2 separate regions of the Homo sapiens genome follow, and region 1 is linked to region 2. A link is an interaction called in ENCODE POLR2A ChIA-PET data of the cell type or tissue named here. Cell type or tissue: K562. All regions are shown on one strand.

Region 1 (2,500 bases), 200 kb before region 2:
GTAATTATGGAGCTAGCACCATTGTAGATATCGGAAACTGATGAAAATAAAGCTATACATAATTACAAGGTAATCATGAATATATATATATATATATATATATATATATATATTTTTTTTTTTTTTTTTGGAGACTGAGTTTTGCTCTTGTTGCCCAGGCTGGGGTGCAATGGCGTGATCTCAGCTCACCACAATCTCCACCTCCTGGGTTCAAATGATTCTCCTGCCTCAGCCTCCTGAGTAGCTGGGAATACACGCATGTGCCACCATGCTCAGCTAATTCTGTATTTTTAGTAGAGATGGGGTTTCTTCATGTCCGTCAGGCTGGTCTCGAACTCCCGACCTCAGGTGATGAAGATATATTTTAAGAACAAATCAAAAAGGCCAACTCTGTTCATGTTACCAAAGTTATTTGAAAAGGTAATTGTAGCTTGGGATTAAATTCCTGGAAAAGTCTTGTATGCCACACAGCTCAGATCAAAATGAAGATAAAATACTCTGGAAAACAGTGTTACATGATCAAAGGGAATTTTGACTGATAATGATGAAGACACCAATGTCAAAGTTTGCAAGAAGCATTTGAATAACATTGTATCATGAATAAAAGAAAAAATATTTCTAAAGCAAAATTTCACATTTAAAAATACATATGTGTAATTAAACTAACAACTTCATATAAACACGTTTACTGTTTTGTTACAGCTTTCTAATAATAATGTATTACAGTTGACCAAAAAACTTTATGCTCAATGACCTTTCTCTAAGCTCTGTAACCCTAAGTACACTGGCATCTTTCTCATTCACTCTTGGCACTCTCACAATCATCTCAAAATTAAGAGATCCAACACCAAACTTATGAGTGCCTCCCCAACAAAAACAAGGAAACCAAAAACAGAGAATCAAAACCAGGTTCTCTTCCTGTTTTCCTTATCTGAGTAAAAAGCATCTCTATCAACCCAGTGACTCATGCTAGAAACCAGGAATTCAGTTTTGACCTTCCTTCTCATTTACCCTTCCATTTACTCAATTCATCAACAAATTCTGTCAAATTTATCTCTGAAATTTTTCCTTGTTTCTACTCCTCTATATTCCTACTATTAACACTGTGCAACAAGCCAATTTTGTCTTGAGTTTAAACTACTGCCTACCTTTCCAAAACAAGGAAACTTCCACTCCTGACTTCCTCTAATCTGTTCTCTATACGGCACACTAGAAGGCTTTTACAAAATCTAGTATCTTTTCCTTGCTTTAAAGCAAAAGTTTATACCTTTCAGTAACTTTCCATTACACTTAAAAATCCAAACCCTTAATCCTAGTTTACTCAGCCCTATATATGACCTGGTTCCTGCCCAGCTCTCTGACCTTACCTAGCCTCACATTGTTCTCCACCTTCACAGGCTATCTTTGATTAACACTTTCTAGTTTCCGGGCTTTCACAGGGGGCTTTCCATCTGCTAGGAATTGTATGGCCTGGATTTACCTGGTCAGTAGCATTTATAATAAGACTACAAATACAACAACAACACTGCAGGTATGGTCCTGATTCTAGACAATGGTGTTAAAGGATGCTTTCATAGATGAGAAGCAGGTAACTGAGGATAAGGGAGTTTTGAAAGCCAAAGCTTGAGGAAACTGCACTACAACATAAAAACGTTTGCTCCTCAGAGTCTCAGACAAAAATACCAACTTATGTATTAAGTTGTGTATCATAGAAAATATATGGAAAAAAGCAATAAGGTTGCCCAAAGCCAAAGATACATACTAACAACAGGCTAGGGTTTATGTGCATGTACCGAAAACTCCACAGACATGGAAGAAATGGAGACCAAAGAAAACAGGAAGACAACATATATACGTAAGGTCTCCACATTATTCAGGATAAGAAAACTACCTTCTACTAAATTAAAATGTCCTCTATCACAAGGTATCTTGGAATTGAGTCAGAAGCAATGAAACAAGGCACATCTGGGCCAGCAGCAGGTGTACTATACATTCTTCTCTCTCATACTGCTTTCTCCAACATTTCTCTTTTAACCTACCAGGCTTCCCACATTAAAAGTGTGCGGCCACACAAGCTTATCAGCTTCAGCAAAGTGATGACCAGTGGTAGTGGGCACTTAAAAAAAAAAAACAAAAACAAAAAACAAAACAAAAAAAGCTATGCTTCAGACAGTACAGCACTAGTATAGAAAAAAAAAATGCCTATTACCTTGTTACTATTGCTGTGACCTGCTCCTATTTCCTTTTTTTTTTTTTTTTTTTTTTTTTTGAGGCACAGTTTTGCTCTGTCATCCAGGCTGGAGTGCAGTGGTGTGATCACAGCTCACAGCAACCTCCTCCCGCTGGGCTCAAGCAATCCTCACACCTCAGCCTCCTGAGTAGCTAGGACTACGGGCACAGGCCACCACACCCAGATTTATTTTTTATTTTTATTTTTGGTATTTTTGGTAGAGATGGGGTTTCACCATATTGCCCAGGCTGGTCTCGAATTCCTGAGCTC
Region 2 (2,500 bases):
TGACAAGGAATGTAATTTTTCTTGGCTGTGCTTCAGAAATTTAGGGTCAGTAGCCTTAATCAAGGCACAAAGCAGGAAAAGGTGAGCACAGCTGTCTCTAGGAGTGGGCAAGGTATGTACAATCACTGATGAGGTATGCATGCACGCAAAGGATTTAAAACTGCTCAGTCTCACTACAAAAATTGAACTGAGTTAAAAGGAAATGCTGTGGCTTCCCCCTACTATCTGGCTCTGGATTGAGTCCACAGTCTTACTTCATCAAATAGAAAATAAAACTGACAAGGATCTCCAAAAGTAAATCACTATTTGTGTAAATGAAACAAAATGCTTCATTAATCCCAGTTCTTGGTTGTGCCTCCTGGACTAGAAGCATTTTGTAGACAAAAGAGTGTTTCACAAAATTGAAATGTAATTCAGGTGAAGGACAAAACATTTTCCACAGACACTTAAAATTCCAAACTTTCAAATGGCCCTTACAGCTGAACCGTTGTATGTTACAGTAGTGAGGGTTCTGGGTATCCTTTAGCAGCAAATGCCGGTTTAAAGGGCACGGGGTCTCTTCGGGTTGATTTGCTTGCTGGCTTGTTCCTCCTCTTGTAGAGCTGCACGGAAAGATTTCACTTTATCTTGGAAAAAGAAAAGAAAGAGGGAATAAGTATTGTATTACACGCAGTAAGAGTTTACAACTTTATGGGTTCAATCAAGTCAGCTGTGTTATTTCCTAACAGTAACTCAGTATTTTTCCTTTTGTTCTTTGTTGTCTAGAAACTCGGAACTAAATAGAATGCTCAACTATTGCGAAAGTTTTTTGTTACAGATTTCCAGAAATACCTGTTTTTCTGTATCTTTCAATAGCTTTCTGTTCTGTTTGGCACATTTACAGTTCTCTGTTTTAATTTATTGGAATTCCTCCTAGAGTATAGGCAGGTTTCACATTGTAAAATACATAGTCTACCTTTTTTTTTTTGAGATGGAGTCCTCACTCTGTCACCCAAGCTTGAGTGCAATGGTGCGATCTAGGCTCACTGCAACCTCCACCTCATGGGTTCAAGCAATTCTCCCACCTCAGCTTCCCGAGTAGCTGGGATTACAGGCGTGCACCACCCGCTCAGCTAATTTTTGTATTTTTAGTAGATACGGGGTTTTACCATGTTGGCCATGCTGGTCTCGAACTCCCAACCTCAGGTGATCTGCCCGCCTTGGCCTCCCAAAGTGCTGGGATTATAGGCATGAGCCACCGTGCTCAGCACCCCCTATTTTACCTTTTTAAAGCTATGAACATGTAAAATATATTTGAATTTTTAGAAATTTACATTTTGTCCTCACTGTGAGGAAGGGGGATTGTGAAGGGGGGATGACTAAATGATATATTTCTTGATTTTACGCATTTTCTGGTCATGTACTGCTCTAGAGTCATGTAAAAACTAGAAATAGGTTAGTAAATTGTCAGACAAATTACATGCAGCTGTGAAGATAAGCTATCTTTCAATAACAGTGGCTCTCAACTGGATATGATTTTTGGCCCCCAGCGGGCATTTGGTAATGTCTAGAGACATTTTTGGTTATCCCAACTGGTGTGGTGCTACTGTCATGTAGTGGACAGAGACCAACGATGCTGGTAAATATTGTACAAGGCACAGGATAACACTCCTCAACAAAGAAAGGCCTAGCCCCAAATGTTAACAGTGTCAAGGTTACGAAACCCTACTCTGTAGACTTCAGAATAAAGTTGGAATCTCAATTTTCCTCCCCTTTTTGAAAGTACAGTGATGTTTAAAAAGTTAACTTTTTTGAAATTTTGAAATGAATTTAAGAACTTCTAGATTTGGTGCTCTCAAACTGTTACTGTTCTGTTTTTTTTGAGATGGAGTCTCACTCTGTCACCCAGGTTGGAGTGCAGTGGCGTGATCTCGGCTCACTGCAACCTCCGCCCTCCGCCCCCTGCCCCGGGTTCAAGTGATTCTCCTGTCTCAGCCTCCTGAGTAGCTGGGACTACAGGCATGTGCCACCATGCCTGGCTAATTTTTGTATTTTTAGTAGAGACAGGATTTCACAATGTTGACCAGGCTGGCCTTGAACTCCTGACCTCGGGTGATCTACCTGCCTCAGCCTCCCAAAGTGCTGGGATTACAGGTGTCTGGCCCAAATTTTTCTTATAAATCCCAAATTTATCTCTGGGTGGTTAAAAAAATTCTAAGGACTGAATAATGCAATATATCTAGATAGTAATTTCTTAAAAGTTATGGATATGCTTGATACACATGAAATTTGAGAAAAGGAAAGGAAGTCAATTAAGTTGAATGCTACAAAGAAAAAATACCAGAGTGCATTAGGATCTGTCTTCTGAATAAAATGGATACAGAAGCTGATTGTGAATTATTGCAGATTAGAAAAATGATCAAAACAATTTAAATAAAGGGTTGAATATGAACAATATGAGAAACAAATGAAAATTTTAGTTCAACAGTCACTGCTGACTTTACAAAATATGATTTCAAAT

Evidence for each region. ChIA-PET counts read pairs that join two places held together with the same protein. Peaks named below come from ENCODE experiments on the same cell type or tissue, not always from the same donor. Only the 100,000 strongest peaks of a DNase experiment are listed, where the experiment ranks them.
Region 1: POLR2A ChIA-PET joins it to region 2 with 5 read pairs; 2 of 35 experiments call an interaction of 5 or more read pairs at or near these places.

Annotation. Positions count from the first base shown.
Region 1 is chr5:62,584,382-62,586,881 of GRCh38, reverse strand. All of the region lies in intron 27 of IPO11 (importin 11), which reads right to left. All of the region lies in intron 1 of IPO11-LRRC70 (IPO11-LRRC70 readthrough), which reads right to left. Among named protein-coding and RNA genes, the nearest start is that of LRRC70, 6.8 kb to the right of the region's middle. In K562, no CTCF peak of the experiment used is centred here; a DNase peak (open chromatin) is centred at 951.
Region 2 is chr5:62,383,610-62,386,109 of GRCh38, reverse strand. It overlaps KIF2A (kinesin family member 2A), which reads right to left. Exons shown (of 21, transcript NM_001098511.3): 21 at 1-626. The coding sequence ends at 541. Among named protein-coding and RNA genes, the nearest start is that of DIMT1, 19 kb to the left of the region's middle. In K562, no CTCF peak of the experiment used is centred here; no DNase peak of the experiment used is centred here.